Linked DNA regions of Homo sapiens: region 1 is linked to region 2. A link is an interaction called in ENCODE POLR2A ChIA-PET data of the cell type or tissue named here. Cell type or tissue: PC-9. All regions are shown on one strand. Each heading gives the region's core, and the rest is flanking DNA. Links, peaks and the distances in the headings are about the cores only.

The links. Peaks named below come from ENCODE experiments on the same cell type or tissue, not always from the same donor. Only the 100,000 strongest peaks of a DNase experiment are listed, where the experiment ranks them.
Region 1: POLR2A ChIA-PET joins it to region 2 with 6 read pairs; 5 of 35 experiments call an interaction of 5 or more read pairs at or near these places.

What each region holds. Positions count from the first base shown.
Region 1 is chr7:43,686,536-43,691,920 of GRCh38, reverse strand. All of the region lies in intron 1 of COA1 (cytochrome c oxidase assembly factor 1), which reads left to right. Among named protein-coding and RNA genes, the nearest start is that of COA1, 40 kb to the left of the region's middle. In PC-9, for the core only: no CTCF peak of the experiment used is centred there; no DNase peak of the experiment used is centred there; H3K27ac peaks cover 742 bases.
Region 2 is chr7:43,849,050-43,854,434 of GRCh38, reverse strand. No RefSeq gene overlaps it. Among named protein-coding and RNA genes, the nearest start is that of MRPS24, 18 kb to the left of the region's middle. In PC-9, for the core only: no CTCF peak of the experiment used is centred there; no DNase peak of the experiment used is centred there.

The sequences.
Region 1 (5,385 bases), core at 153-5,152, 160 kb after region 2:
GATGATTTTGGTTGCAGGCTCTGGGCCAAACGGCTGTAGCCAAACCCTTTGGGAATGGGGCTGTTTCTGAGTTTGAACCCGGGAGCACAGTCAGCAGGTCTGCTACCTGAGTGCTGACCTACACTTTCAGAATAGCCTTCCTAGGTCTTGGGCTCTACCTTGGTTTCATAACTGCCTACCTGAATCCTGAGGTTCTCACAGAGAGACTTTTTTCTGTGGATGGATGCAGAATTCTTGTCAGAGGATAGAGCAGGTGTCCTCTTATTCTGCCATCTTGCTGAGGTCTAGTGTAATTTTTTATGTGACTGGGAGGCTTAAATTCACCCAGAGTTTGTCTCCTCAGCAGACTATATGTTAGAGCTACTAGAAGGGTAGAATTCATGATTCTGACTTTCTGCATTTGTTTACTTCTGGACAGGAAAATGTTATATTGATGATAATTTCTTTCTTTCTTTCTTTCTTTCTTTCTTTCTTTCTTTCTTTCTTTCTTTCTTTCTTTTTCTTTCTTCCTTCCTTCCTTCCTTCCTTCCTTCCTTCCTTCCTCCCTCCCTCCCTCCCTCCCTCCCTCCCTCCCTCCCTCTCTCTCTTTCTCTTTCTTTCTTTCTTTCTTTCTTTCTTTCTTTCTTTCTTTCTTTCTTTCTTTCTTTCTTTCTTTTCTTTCTTTCTTTTTTTGAGTCAAGGTCTTGCTTTGTCACCCAGGCTGGAATGCAGTGGCATGATTATCGCTCACTGCAGCCCCAAACTCCTGGCCTCAGGGAGCAATCCTTCCACTGCAGCCTCCAGAGTAGCTGGACTATATATAGGCATGTACTACTGCGCCTGGCCAATTTTCTTTTCTTTTTGTTTTTTTTTTTTTTTTTTTTTTTGTAGTGATGAGGTCTCGCTATATTGCCCAGGCTGGTCTTTAACTCCTGGCCTCAAGTGAGTCTCCTGCCTTAGCTTCCCAAAGAGCTGAGATTACAGGTGTGAGCCACCATCCCTGGCCTGATGATGAATTTCTTGATTCTCTTGTAGGGCCCTCCTTCTTGCACTGTCCATTAATTTTCCAGTTATAGGGAAGAGGATATTCCATATGTTTGTAGATCTGAGAGACATTAGTCTGTGTTAGACCAACTAATTCTTACAGGCAGTGTATCAATGAGTCTTGCTTTTTTCCCCCTTTATTCATTAGGACAATCTCTGCCTTTTAGTCATAGTGTTTAGACAATTTACATTATTTTTTTTTAATTTATTTTTCTATTTCAATAGGTTTTTGGGAACAGGTGCCTTTGCATCCTCATAACTTAGCTCCCACATATGAGTGAGAACATACAATGTTTGGTTTTCCGTTCCTGAGTTACTTCACTTAGAATAATAGTCTTCAGTTCCATCCAGGTTGCTGCGAATGCAATTATTTCATTCATTTTTATGGCTGAGTAGTATTCCATGGTGTATATATGTATGTGTGTATATACATATATGTGTGTGTGTGTATATATGTGTGTGTGTGTATATATATGTGTGTCTGTACATACATATATATGTATATACCACATTTTCTTTATCCACTCGTTGATCGGCATTTGGGCTGGTTCCATAGTTTTGCAATTGCAAATTGTGCTGTTATAATATAAACTATGTTTGTGCAAGTATCTTTTTTGTATAAGGACCTCTTTTCCTCTGGGTAGATACCTAGTAGTGGGATTGTGGATCAAATGGTAGGTTGCTTTTAGTTCTTTAAGGAATCTTCACACTGTTTTTCATAGTGGTTGTACTAATTTACATTCCCACCAACAGTGTAAAAGTGTTCCCTTTTCACTGCATCCACACCAACATCTATTATTATTATTTTATTTTTTGATTATGGCCATTCTTGCAGACAATTTACATTTAATTATCAATATGTTCAGGTTTAAGTCTACCATCTTCATCTTTGTTTTCTATGTGTCCCATCTGTCTTTGTTTCTCTTTTCAGTTTTTAAAAACCTTTTGAATTAGTATTTTTAGTGATTTCATTTTATCTCCATTATTGGTTTATAAGCTGTGCCTTTTGTTTTATTTTTAGTGATTACTCTAGGGTTATATGTCTCTAAGCTTATCATAGTCTACATTTAAGTAATATGCCATTACATTTAAGTAATACACTATTTCATACAAGAACCTTACAACAACATACTTCCATTCTAACCCCCTGTCCCTTGTGCTATTTGTCACATATTTTATTACTATGTGTTATAAACCCCATAATACATTACCAGGTTTGCTTTAGTCATTAACTTTTAAAGAGCTTAAAAATGAGAAAATATGCCTTTTAACATTTATCCACATTTCTCATAGTACAAGTCTGCTTTCAGTGAATTCTCTGAGCTTTTGTTTGTCTGGAAAGTATTTATTTTGCCTTCATTTTTTGAAGGTATTTGTGGCTGGGCGTAGACTTCTGGGTTGACAGTTAAAAAAAAAATTCTAGCCAAACATTCTGCCTGCTGAGAAGTGTTTTTTTGACACAGGGACTGATTTCCTGCCCTGTGAGACCCCTCATTTCTGACCACTGAATGCCAGCAAGATTCTCCACAAACACACACATACCAGATTACAGTCAGTCTCTGCCTTGCCTTAATACATTTACATGGTTGAATGGAGAGTTCCTCCTTTGCTAATACAGCCTATATGAGCCTGAAGGAGAAGGCATGGTGCTTCCCACTCACATGACTCTTTCCATGCTTAAGGCAGTTTGTATTGTTCCTGAGTTTCTGTGCTCAAATGGAATCACTCATTTCTATCTGGGTCAAGGAGCTCAGTTAGGATGCTATTATCCAGGCAAAGGTGATGGTTGTGTGAATATAACTTCTTATTGGGTTGGTTTAGTTAAATTATGATGAACTGAGAAGATTTAAATACGTGGGGTTAGAGAGAAATAACACAGACTGTGAGCCAATCTCAGCTTCCCTTTTCTTCTTTTTTGTGTGATAGAATCGTAATTTGTAGCTGGGCACATTGTTGCTCTGTGAAAAAAAAGATTACATTTTTAAGTTCTTTTTGTAGCAAGATGTAGCCATATCACTATATTAAGATTAGTGAAAGTTGAAGCATTGTGAAAATTCTAGAAAGTATTATTGAAAGGACTGAGCCCTGCTTTACCTCTTTCCTACTGGCTATTATGTACATTTGATGGCAGGAGCTCAAACAGCCATTTTGGGCCTGGAAGTGGAAGGTGCATTTTGAGAATGACAGGTCATTAAGATGGAAAGAGCCCCTGACGTTATGAAACTATACACTGGACTGACTATATCTGGACTATTTTTTTTTTATGAGGATACATTCACTTTCTATCTTGTATAAGCCATTGCTTTTGTCTGTTTTTGTTCTTGTCTTATGTGGCTGCATGCAGCTGAACCTGATCCTGACTAATGAAGAAAGTGTGATAAAGAGGTTTTTAATCCTGGAAGACTGAGCAAATAGTGATACATTTGATAAAGTTATGGAATACAGAAGAAACAAACAGGGGCTTCTGAGGGTACATAATACTTAACTATAAAACAACTATATACTATTAATAATATGGAAAAAATCTCTTCAATGAAAGTTTTTTTATCATAAAAATATTCAAGTTGTATTTGAATCTTTTGTTTTCTGAGGCATAAGCATTAATTGCATACATTAATTACTTTAGGAATTTGATGACTTAGTCTTATGTCATAGTGGAGCTCTGATATATCAAGGCTCCTTCTGCTTCATACTCCTGTCCGTATTAGTTTGTTTTCATGCTGCTGATAAAGACATACCCAAAACTTGGAACAAAAAGAGGTTTAATTGGACTTACAGTTCCACATGGCTGGGGAGACCTCAGAATCATGGCGGGAGGTGAAAGGCACTTCTTACATGGTGATGGCAAGAGAAAAATGAGGAAGAAGCAAAAGCGGAAACCCCTGATAAACCCATCAGAGCTCGTGAGACTTATTCACTATCAAGAGAATAGCACAGCAAAGACTGGCCCCCATGATTCAGTTACCTCCCTCTGGGTCCCTCCCACAACACATGGCAATTCTGGGAGATAGAATTCAAGATGAGATTTGGGTGGGGACACAGCCAAACCATATCACTGCCTGTTAATGGAAGTACAGGTTTCAGCCACCTTCTTGAATTACAAAGAATTTTTTTTTTTTTTAGGTTTTGGGATGCTCAAAAGATATGTTGAAATAAAACATGGAAGAATGCATGATATGTTGGAACTATTTATAAAACACTATTTTCTTTTTGGATTAGGTCTTTTGCCTCAATCACTAACTATTGAATAACTTTTATCATGTGTTTTGAACTTTAATGTCAATTTTTGTCAAATACATGTAGGGAAAATTAATTCCATTTACTTTTTTTGCTTTATTTATCATCATAAAACTTTCAAATGCCAGTAATTTGGGAGTGTAGATTTCACAGTCCTTTTTTATTCTTTAAGCTATTCAGAGAATTTTTAGGATGCAGGTATATGTTTATATATATTTACTCTCTCCCTCTGATCTTTCTCTCTCAGGACAAATATGGTGGATTTGTAATGGTAGTTTTAAGCTTGAAGCTATCGAGGAAGCACTTTAAAATGTCTTAGGCAAGCTTGTTTTTCCTATTTTCTTGTCTGATAGTAATGAAAGCTGAGTGTCTCTTTTTATGCCTTTTAAAAAATGTCTTCTCTAGATGTTGGCAAACAAGTTGGAATATGAATGAACCATGAAATCGTTCATGGCAATTACTGTGGGAGGGAATAGGAAACTTCAGGGCAGATTCTGAGCTAGAGCTGATTTAATGCATCCTGGGGAAGCATTGGTCACTACTCAGGTAGCTTTGATGAGGTAAGTTAATAGCAGAGGATACTGCCAGAAACAAGCATGGATAAAGGAAGAAAAGAAATGAAAACAGTAAGACTATTGATTATAAAGTATAGGAGGGAATAGGATTTGGGGCCTCAGTGGAAATCCTTAGAGGCCAGAGGCTCTAAAAGCTGGGACTGCTTCATTTTTCCTTTGATATAATAGTCATTAAAAAACAATAGTAAGGCACAGCTAGTATCAACATGGGAACTCACTATATCAATTTTTTAAATACTTGTATTATAGGGTAGTACCATATACAGAGCCTTTTTCTCGTTGAAAACAAAGGCAAGCATGCTTTGAACTGAATTGACAGCTTTGTGCCTGTACAGATAAATATAACACTTTTCAGGTATTAATTCATGAATAGTCAATGAACCAGTAAAGGACAAAAAGTGACATATGGCAGCCTGGTGTGGATTAAGTGTGACTGTCACATTCCGCTCCCCACCTTTTTCCTTTCTCTAATTTATTAAAAGAAACAAAGCCGGCCGGGCGCGGTGGCTCACGCCTGTAATCCCAGCACTTTGGGAGGCCGAGGCGGGCG
Region 2 (5,385 bases), core at 320-5,319:
GGAAGTGGAGGTTGCAGTGAGCCGAGATTGCACCACTGCACTCTAGCCTGGGTGACAGAGTGAGACTCCATCTCAAAAAAATATTTTTTAATTAAAAATTTTTTAATTAAAAATTTTTTTTAAAAAAAACAGGGTCTCATTATGTTGCCCAGGCTGGTCTTGAACTCTTGAGCTCAAGTGATCCTCTTGCCCCTGCCTTGCTAGGATTACAGGCATGAGCCACCACTCCCAGCCCAAAAGAAGAGTCTTGAGATAGGGAGATTGTTCTGGATTATCTGGGTGAGCTCACTATAATCACAAGGGCCCTATATTAGTCAGGGTTCTACAGAGAATAAAAAACAAGAGGATGTGTATCTATGTACAGACTTGGAGATATACTTTAAGAAATTTGGTTAGGCTGGGTGTGATGGCTCACCCTTGTAATCCCAGCACTTTGGGAGGCCAAGGTGGGTGGATCACCTGATGTCAGGAGTTCATGAACAGCCTGGCCAACATGGTGAAACCCCGTCTCTACTAAAAATACAAAAATTAGCCAGGTGTGGTGGCAGGTGCCTGTAATCCCAGCTACTTGGGAGGCTGAGGTAGGAGAATTGCTCAAACTCAGGAGGTGGAGGCTGCTATGAGCCAAGACCGCACCATTGCACTTCAGCCTGGGCAACAAGAGTGAAAACTGTTAAAGAAAAGAAAAGAAAAGAAATTTGCTTACATGATTGTGGAGACTTTGTGCTTCTAAAATCTGATAGGGTAGGCTGGAGACCCAGGGAAGAGCTGCAGTTTGAGTCCAGAAACAGGCTGCCGGCAGAATTCCTTCTAGGTAGAGGAAGGTTGGTCAGTCTTTTTTATGTTCAGGCCTTCAACTGCTCACCTGAATTATGGGAAACAATTTCCTTTACTCAGAGTTCACTGATTGAATGTTATTCTAATAAAAAAAATACTTTCACAAGAAATATCCAAAATAATGTTTCTTTTTTTTCTTTTTTGATAGAATCTTGCTCTGTCACCAGGCTGGAGTGCAACAGTTAGTGTGATCTCCACTCACTGCAACCTCTGCCTCCCAGGTTCAAGCAATTCTCATGCCTCAGCCTCCCCAGTGGCTGGGAGTACAGGTGTGCACCACCATGCCCAGCTAATTTTTGTGTTTTTAGTAGAGACAGGGTTTCACCATGTTGGCCAGGCTGGTTTTGAACTCTTAGCCTCAAGTGATTTGCTCACTTTGGCCTCCCAAAGTGCTGGGATCGCAGGCGTGAGCCACCATGCCTGGCCAGAATAACGTTTCATGAAATATCTGGGCCCAATGGCCCAGCTAAGTTGACACATAAATATTAATCACCACAAGTCCTAAGGGAAAGAGGAGTAAGGATGATCAGAGTTAGAGAAGATGTGACTAGGATAAAAATAGTGATAAAGAGAGAGGGAGAGAATGGATGGAGGAGGAGAGAGAGGAATTTGAAGATGCTTCCCTGCTGGCATTGAAGATGGAGTAAGGGAGATGAGCCATGAAATGCAAGAGGCTTTTAGAAGCTGAAAAAGGCAAGGAAAGAAATTCTCTCCTAGGGCCTCTAGAAGGAATACAGCCCTGCTGATCCATTTTAGACCTATTTTGGGTAGTAACTATCTAGGGCTGGTGGTGCAGGAGGTAAAGGAATTTACCAGGACTGTTGTAGATAAAGACAGATTTATTAGAGAAGGTATGAAAATACTTGCAAGATTGCAACGGGCAGTACAGCAGAGAAGGGGCTGCCCGCAAAGAGGCTAGGGCTGCAAGCAAGTTTTTTTTTTTTTTTTTGAGATGGAGTCTCACTCTGTTGCTCAGGCTGGAGTGCAGTGGCATTATCTCAGCTCACTGAAACCTCCACCTCCTGGGTTCAAGCAATTCTCCTGTGTCAGCCTCCCAAGAAGCTGGGATTAGAGGCGCCTGCCACCATACGTGGCTAATTTTTGTATTTTTAGTAGAGATGTGGTTTCTCTATATTGGTAAGCCCGGTCTTGAACTCCTGACCTCAGGTGATCCACCCTCCTCAGCCACCCAAAATGCTGGGATTACAAGCATGAGCCACTGTGCGGGCCTTGGAAGGAAGTTTTATAGGGTTGTGCTGGAGGGGGCTACATGCAGAATGAGGTCATTGTGCCCTGGGGACAAGGTCATTGTGCCCATGGAATGAGGTAGAGGTCATTGTAATTAGCCATCTCTCAGAGCAATTGTTTCTTGTTCTTGCCCACCTAGACCCCTGCCCAACCCAGGGCCCCTTCCTCCTGGTTGCTTACTTACCTTCTCAGGACTCCACACTTCTGATCTCCACAGCTGTAAGATAATAAATGTGTGTTGTTTAGGCCATCAGATTTTTCACTCCTGTAGTTCAGCAAGCAGGAGGGAGTGGCACCCAGTGGCCTCTTCACTTCTGTAGCTCAGTGAGCAGAAAGGAGTGGCATCCAGCGGCCTCTTCACTTCCATAGCTCAGTGAGTGGGAGGGAATGTTACAGCTCTTTTACTCCTGCCACCCATAGCTAGGTGAGCAAGAGCATTACAGCCCTTTAGCTCCTGTGGTTCAGCAAGTTCCGGGTTCTTGTCCTGCAACCAAGAGGAATAAGGTATGGGGACACTGGAGAGTGAGTAAGGCAGAGTAGAGTTTTACTGAGCAACAGAAAGAAAGCTCTCAGCAGTGAGAGGGTACCCAAAATCAGGTTGCTGTCTGTGAGGCTGAATCTGGGGGTTTTATGAGCTTAGAATGGGAGAATGCATGCTGATTGGTCCATGGGTAGGCTTGGAAGATGAACCATTCATTTGGTTAAAAGGCATCATTAAGAAGGAACCAATCAAGAGAGAATGGGTAAGATGGAGATAGAAGCTTTCACTCTGGTTGTGGACTCTACCCAGAACTGGCAGCTCAGTTTTCAGGCTTCAGACAGTCCTTGGCCTGAAGGTTGAGTTTCACCAGGGACCTGTCTGCCTAGGATTTTGTCTGTCTCCTGTCACTATCAGTAATGTGCTACAGCAGCAATAGGAAAGTAATATACTACTCAAACTTTAGATGTCAACTTAAAAATCATTTCTGTTTAAATTTGTAAAACAAATGTTAACTGAGTCCCACTCAGTAACACCCACTGGGCTTATAGCAACCATGTTCTGAGATGGATCTGCATTGTCTCTGACTCCCTCCTGTGATTTCTTTGTAGCACTAATCACAAGTGCTAATGGAAGAGTGATCTGATGGCTTTCTGTTTAATATCTGTATCCCTGTGCTCCTAGACAGTAGGCTCTTTGAAGACAGTCACCATAGTCCAACTTTCCAGGAGACCTGAAGGAAGGGGCTAAATGTGGGGCTTTGGGTCCTGGGTCAGCACAAGAAAGGTGGTGGGTGAGGACTCACTTGGATTCTCATTTGTCCAGGCTCTGTCCTGGAGGGAGCAGAAGGGAAGGAGCAAGGGAAAACCTGCCCAGGCCACTAGCCCCGCTGGGCCTACGAAGGCAGTGTGGGTGTCAGTGTGTAACAACTGGCTCTCCAGGATGGGGGCAGGGAAGCCATCTGCCAATTTCTGTGGTGTAAATGCTCCTGACATGGCTGATTTCCAGACACCAGTGATGTTCCTGAAAGTGGAGTTGGGAAGTTTAGAGTGTGTTCTCTGATACCAACCAATTCTTCAGATTCTCTGATATCAACTGGGTGTCCAACAATTTAAGAAATAAAAATGAAATCCTAAACTCCCCAGCCAACTGAAGGAACTCCCTCTTGGCCAAGGAGACCCCAGAGAAACCTTGAAAACAGTTCCAGGCCATGACAGGGTGGAAGGTTGGACACATCTTGTTATACTCCTCCCTAACCACAATTAGGCTTTTTCCCCTAAGGGCTAAACAGAACAATCAACCAATTGCCTGCTGCTACCCCTTGTTTTGTGGTTTTGGCACAACCACCACCAATCATGAAGTGGTTTCGGCCAGTCTACAGAGGATGTGTAGTAAGGGTTTTTATGTCCTCTGCTTCACTTTTTTATGTCAGAGCACTGAAAAACTCAACCTTCAGATCATGCTAACACCACCATTTTTGAACATCGGTTTCTTATAAAGGCATGAAGCTCAACTGCACGTGCACATGGTTCTACGTTCATAAATATTCATGACTCCTTCTATAGCTTATTGAATATGTATATTTGGCCACACCATTCAGCATAAATCCCTATCTCACTCTTCTACCTTCGAAGTGTCTGTTTCTGGCTTCTGGACCGATGCTATGCTCCCCAGCCTCTCAGAATGGCTACCCTGGAGGCTGCAAACCTTTGTGAGAAATAAAGCTCTCCTTTCCACATTTATCAATCTCATTATTCTTCTTTGGTTGACAAATTCATTTCAATTCTGACACTAATCACCCAGATTAGCATTAGACCCCACAAGTTAAATGGCTCAGTCCCACAAAACTGCCCCCACTTCAGACACCCAGGCCACCCATATCTCTGTCTGGCTGACTACAAATTAGGGGTTCCTACAACACCCTCATTATATTTGATAATTTTCTAAAATGGCTCACAGAACTAAGGAAAACACTTTTACTTACATTTACTGGTTTATTATATTTAAAGAGTGTTTTTTTTTTTAGAGATTGGGTGTCAGGATATTGCCCAGGCTGGTCTCAAACTCCTGGCCTCAAACGATCCTCCCACCTCAGCCTCCCAAATGTTGGGATTATAGGCATGAGCCACTGTGCCTGGCCTACAAGTTTATTATAAAGGACAGAAGTTGGTTTTGTTTTGTTTTTTTAGTCCCGCTGTGTGATGTTACCCAGACTGGAGTGCAATGGTGCAATCATGGCTCACTGCAGCCTCAACCTCCTGAGCACAAGTGATCCTTCCAGCTTAGCCTCCCAAGTAGCTGGGACTACAGCCACATGCCACCACACCTGGCTATTTTTTTTTTTTTTTGTATTTTTTGTAGAGATGGGGGTCTCACCATGTTGGCCAGGCTGGTCTTGAACTCCTGGGGTCAACAGATCCTCCCATCTCAGCCTCCCAAAATGTTGTGATTACAGGCATGAACCACTGCACCCTGCCTACTAGTTTATTATAAAGGATACAACTTGGGAACAGACAAATGGAAAGCACGCATAGGGAAAGCTATGTGGGGAGGGGTATGAAGCTTCCATGCCCTGGAGGCACCACCCTCGTGTCCTCAGTGTGTTTGCCAATCCAGAAGCTCTTGGAGTCTCATTGTTCAAGAGCTTTTACAGAACTCAATCTCTAGCTCCCCCTCCTCCTTCCCAGCTGTCAGTGGGTACAGCTGAAAGTTCCCACCCTCTAATCACTTGGTCTTTCTGGTGACCAGCCCCCTCCTGAGGCTATAAGTGGGGCTCATCTCATTAGCATAAACTCAGGTTATCCAAAAGGACTCATTATAAA